Regions from separate parts of the Homo sapiens genome. Here region 2 is linked to region 1. A link is a loop called in an ENCODE intact Hi-C map of the cell type or tissue named here. Cell type or tissue: heart right ventricle. All regions are shown on one strand. Links, peaks and the distances in the headings refer to the core of each region. The heading gives the core; the rest is flanking DNA.

Evidence for each region. A loop is a pair of places that touch in the nucleus more often than their neighbours do. Peaks named below come from ENCODE experiments on the same cell type or tissue, not always from the same donor. Only the 100,000 strongest peaks of a DNase experiment are listed, where the experiment ranks them.
Region 2: it touches region 1 in a loop (17-fold over the local background); 9 of 110 quality-filtered maps call a loop at or near these places.

The regions. Positions count from the first base shown.
Region 1 is chr1:212,510,889-212,513,807 of GRCh38, forward strand. All of the region lies in intron 1 of LOC105372908 (a long non-coding RNA gene), which reads right to left. Among named protein-coding and RNA genes, the nearest start is that of LINC01740, 33 kb to the right of the region's middle. In heart right ventricle, for the core only: no CTCF peak of the experiment used is centred there; no DNase peak of the experiment used is centred there; H3K27me3 peaks cover 1,099 bases.
Region 2 is chr1:212,561,965-212,564,883 of GRCh38, forward strand. No RefSeq gene overlaps it. Among named protein-coding and RNA genes, the nearest start is that of LINC01740, 18 kb to the left of the region's middle. In heart right ventricle, for the core only: no CTCF peak of the experiment used is centred there; no DNase peak of the experiment used is centred there; H3K27ac peaks cover 190 bases.

The DNA of each region.
Region 1 (2,919 bases), core at 149-2,648:
TCTTGATGGGAGGACTGACAAAATCACACTGTAAAGAGGCTTGTTTCAGGAATGGGAGAAATTATTGCAGCTATCTTTATGAAAAATCTATAAGAAAGTGAGAAAAAATACATGCAGAATGCTAATCCACCACGTTTAGCAGGAGGTCTTCCCATGCTGTTTGTATTGCCCCACACCACCATGGTCTCTGTCCTGTAGGCTCATATAAGACCTTTTATAGAATTTTGTTAACCAAACCCTCATGGCTTTAGGTAGTTACAAATACATATACCATATCCTCATGCTGGGGAAAGAAGCAGAACACACTAATTATCACTAAAGGATTTGGAATTGGAGAAACTTGGGTTCAAGTCCCAGTGTCACTACTTATTAGCCCTATTACCCTGGGTAAGTAATCTCTCTGAGCCTCAACTTCTTTAGCTATAAAATGTGGTTTTGCAGCTGGGCACAATGGCTCACACCTGTAATCCCAGCATTTTGGGAGGCTGAGGTAGGTGGATCACTTGAGCCCAGGAGTTTGAGACCAGCCTGGGAAACATGGCAAAACCCCATCTCTACTAAAAATACAAAAATTTAGCTGGGCATGGTGGTGTGCCCCTGTAGTCCCAGCTACTCAGGAGGCTCAGATGGGAGGATCTATTGAGCCTAGGAGGTTGAGGCTGCAGTGAGCTGCCATCAAGCCACTATCTCTAGCCTGGGTGACAGACGGAAGCCCCGTCTCAAAAAAAAAAAGTGGTTTTGCATATAATAAATGAATTAACATACGTAAAACGCATACTTAGCACACTGTCTGGCACTGGCAAAGGGATCAAATAACAGTAGCATCATTAAGTGTTTTTTGGGGAACAAATTCACATCTCTAATAATATAACCACTGGAGATGGAATTTGAGAAAGAGTCTAATTTAAATCCAGGCTCCGCCACATAATACCTTACAGGACTGCTGTGAGGATCAAAGGAATTCAAGCAGAAAATGCACCTAGAAGCATGCCTGGCACATCACAAATGCTCAGGACATGCTTTGTGTGCATCCCTGATTTCTTAGGTCACGGCACCAAGCATGAGCTCGGCTCCAACAGGGCCATTGTGATGAATAGCACCTGTCAGGTGTGGGGTGCGTTTTCTCCCACAGGGACCAGCCGCAGTGTGAAAAGCCATTTTGTCTCTTCTTTGGGGTTCTTTTACTCTTTCTCACACTCTCAGGTGATCAGCTCCCAGGCGTGCCTGTCTCTACATCTACAGCTCTGGTTATTAACCTGTGTCCCGTTGGTGAGCCTCATGGGGCTAAGATTAAAGAAGGAGTCAACAGGATCTGAGAAAGAGCCAGAGGGGCTCTCCTGGCTCTTTCTGGTTTTTTGTTTGTTTGTTTGTTTTGTTTTTTGTTTTTTTCTGGTCACCCGCAATTCCGGAAGGTGTTTTCTTACACTGGTTCTTCTCATACCGTCAGGGAGGGGAGTGTGCTTCACAGTGAGTGACATTACAGACCCCATTTCACTGCCTAGCCACCTGCTTTTGCAACCTGCCTGGCCATCAGCCATTTGGAAAATGTGGATAACTAGAAAGGCAACCACCAGTGAAGGGAGCTGGTTCTCACCTTGTCCATGCTACAGATAGTTAAGTGTCAGGCAGTCTGTGTGTCCTGAGCCCTGTGTGAATACTCCATCCTAACCTCTGGGTTTGGTTATATCAAAGAAAACCCTCATACTGCCCCTGGGAGCAGATGGGGAAGGATCAGATTTGTTTGGCGAGTTACAGTGACATCTGTCTAAGGAGATCACCCGCAATTCTGGAAGGTGTTTTCTTATGCTGGTTCTTCTCATACAGTCACATTTATGACTAACTTCTAAGGCTGGAGATTTTTCTCATAAACATAGTGTTTTGTAGTTTTTAAGGAAAAAAAAAAATCCCAGCAGAACTGCAACATCTAAGCTAAATCTTCTTGCCCCTGAAGTTTAGTTATTTGTCATTGTCCTCATTTGTGACTCAAAGGCAGAGAGAAGAGGGTTCACCAAAACACTTTGAAATATCTGTTGGCTGACCCAGCTGGGGAGGGCTGAGCAAATGTGGTGAAGAGGAGCAGAAGAGTGGCCTGGAGCCTCACTTGGGCATCCTGGGACACTCAGTGGCAAGCAGAAAGGGAATTCTGGAGCCCGTGGCGCGTAGTGTGAGGTCTAAGCAGATCCACTGCAGGCACCACCTCCTCCCCTACTGGAGGCTGCCTGCCCTCCCCAACTGTCCTCACCTACCTGCGTCACTGGCCACCACTGACCCTCTGGTGGGGAGGTAGCCAGACCCAAGGCAGCTGGGGCCAGGGTTCCCCAGTTAGCTGATGCCCCTCACCACAGGGATTCAGTGACTCACTCTGAATGAAGCATCATAAATTTCTTCCTAATAGCACACTTGTCACTGAACCATTCCAACAATTTGGCAGGGCAAGCCATTTGGCTCAAGGCAGCAGAGGTAATCCTCTGTTTATAAAGTGTCTCCTGCTGAGCAATGCAGAGGGGTGAGGACCCCTTGGTAGTCGATGTCACAACATCCATTTTGAGCTGGCATGATCATGCCCACTTTACAGATGAGGGAGTGGAGTCCCAGGGAGATCACATGGGAAGAATTAGTGACTCAGCCCCTCAAGCCCAGCTGGGACAGACCCTGGCACCTCACCCCCAGCGGGCAGCACCGTGAAGTGGCTGGCAGCGGGGGCCTTGGCAGAAGACAGCTAGGGTTTGAATCCTGGTGCTGGGTGACCTCAGACAGGTTCCTTAGTCTCTCTAGGGTCTCCTTCCCTCATGTGCACAAGGAGGATAATGCTTAACTCAAGGGGCTTGCGTAGAGATTCAGCACAGTGCCGGCGCCCAGCAAGCGCCCCTGAGTGGCTGTTTGCTGGTGTACAGTCTCCAGGTAACCGCCACGTGCCTC
Region 2 (2,919 bases), core at 255-2,754, 51 kb after region 1:
CAAGTAGATTTACCATTTATGTAAAAACACTTAATTCTAAAACACAGGAAGTGCTGCATAATGGTTTGTTATAATAATCACAATAATTTGATATCTATATTGTTATACATAACAAATATTATATTATAGTTTGATGATAATTATTCATGCAGATGGCCTCACAGGCTTCATATTTTCAGTCACTCACTATCTTTGTGTTTATCCCCTCACCCACCTCTCCCCAACCCCAATCAAAAAGTATCTCTTGGCTGGGTACAGTGGCTCATGCCTTTAATCTCAGCACTTTGGGAGGCTGAGGCAGGAGGATTGCTTGAGCTCAGGAGTTTGAGACCAGCCTGGGCAACATAGTGAGACCTCATCTCAATTTTTAAAGAATTTTTTTTTTTGAGATGGAGTTTTGCTCTTATTGCCCAGGCTGGAGTGCAGTGGCATGATCTCAGCTCACCGCAACCTCTGCCACCCGAGTTCAAGCTATTCTTATGCCTCAGCCTCCCGAGTAACTAGGATTACAGGCGTGTGCCACCACGCCTGGCTAATGTTGTATTTTTAGTGGAGACGAGATTTCTCCATGTTGTTTAGGCTGGTCTCGAACTCCAGACCTCAGGTGATCTGCCCACCTTGGCCTCCCAAAGTGCTGGGATTACAGGTGTGAGCCACCACGCCTGGCCAGAAATTGTTTTTAAGTGTCATAGTGAAGATGAGGGGCGGGGGAAGCATTTATTAATGGAATTAGGTGCTGTAATGGGTGCAACTCTGTGCAGAAACTTACCTAAACAGATTCAATGTCCTCTAAGGACTTGTTATCTAAGATCAACATATGGTAGGTGCTTGTCTTAGTCAATTTGGGCTGCTATAACAAAATACCGAAGACTGGGTGTTGTAAACAACAGATATTTATTTCTTACAGTTGTGGAGCCTGGGGAATTCAAGATCAAGGTGCTAGCAGATTAGTGTCTGGTGAGGACCGGCTCCCTGGGTTGCACACCTGCCTTCTTGCTGTGTCCTCACGTGGCCTTTCCTTGGTGGTGTGCCTGTGAAGAGAGAGAGAGCTCTCCTGTCTTTTCCTCTTCTTCTAAGGGCACTAATTCCATCATGAGGGCACCATCCTCATGACCTAATCCAAACCTAATGATCTCTCAAAGGCTGCACCTCCAAATACCATTATACTTCGGGTTAGGGCTTCAACATACAATTTTGGAGGAGACACAAACATTCATCCCATTTATTTGGTGCTCAATAAATATTGGATGTATGAATGGATGGAATAAAAAAAGATAAACCTGTGTGGTAATTGGATAGAAAACACATGGACATACAGTCATATGCCACATGACGTTTCAGTCAATAATGAACCGCGGATATGAGAGGAGTCCCAAAAGATATAATGGGCCAGGAGCTGTGGCTCACACCTGTAATCCCAGCACTTTGGGAGGCCAAGGCAGGCAGATTAGTTGTGGTCAGGAGTTCAAGACCAGCCTGGCCAACATGGTGAAACCTTGTCTCTACTAAAAATACAAAAATTAGCTGGTCACAGTGGCACATGCCTGTAATCTCTGCTACTTGGGAGGCTGAGGCAGGAGAATAGCTTGAACCCAGGAGGCGGAGGTTGCGGTGAGCTGAGATCGCACCATTGCACTCCAGCCTCGGCGACAAGAGTGAGACTCTGTATCCAAACAACAACAAAAATCAAAAAAACAAACAAAAAGATATAATGGAGCTCAAATAATCCTGTCATCTAGTGATATAGTTGTCATAACATAGTAGTAAAACATATTAACTTTTTTTTTTTTTTTGAGACAGGGTCTCACTCTGTCACCCAGGCTGGAGTGCAATGGCACAATCTCAGCTCACTGCAACCTCCACCTCCTGGGTTCAAACGATTCTCCTGCCTCAGCCTCCTGAGTAGCTGGGATTACAGACACCTGCCAACACGCCAAGCTATTTTTTGTATTTTTAGGAGAGATGGGGTTTCACCATGTTGGCCAGGCCAGTCTCGAACTCCTGACCTCATGATCCGCCTGCCTCAGCCTCCCAAAGTGCTGGGATTACAGGCGTGAACCACCGCACCCAGCCAACCTATTAACTTTTTTATGTTTAGATACGTTTAGATACATAAATACTTACCATTGTGTTACAGTCGCCTACAGTATTGAATACAGTAACATGCTATACAGGTTTGTAGCCTAGGAGCAATAGGCTATACCATACAGCCTAGGTGTGTAGTGGGCTATACTACCTAGGTTTGTGTAAGTACACTCTATGATGTTGGCACAACAATGAAATCACCTAACGATACATTTCTGAGAACATATTCTTGCTGTTAAGTGACGAATGACTGTATATGACATTCTGGCAAAGGCAAAACTATGGAGACTAAAAAGATCAGTGGTTACCAGGGGTTGAGGAGTGGGGGTGATGAACAGGTGGAGCACAGAGGGTTTTTGGGCCAGTGAAACTATTCTGTATGATACGATAATGGTAGATACTTGTATTTAAAAATCTGCCCGAACCCATAGAATGTACAACACCAAGAGTGAACCCCAGTGTAAACTATGGATTTCAGGTATTAATAATTTGTTAATTAGGTTAATTGATTGTAACAAACGTGCCAGTCTGGTGGGGGCTATTGATAAAGGAGGTGGCTATACAAGTGTGGGAAGAGGAAGTATATGGGAAATTGAGTACTTTCCACTCAATTTTGCTGTCAATCTAAAACTGTTCTACACAATAAAGTTGATGTTTAAAAAAGCCAAGTGATGTGGTAACACCTTTCTGTAGAGTTCATTCCGCTGTAGCGTCACATAGATTTGGGCTGGAATCTGAGCCAAGCCCTGTAACCTGGGGAAAGTTACTTACCCCTCTAATCTTAGTTTCTCTAACTTTATAGAGATTGTAATGCCTTCCTCAGAGTGTTTTGAG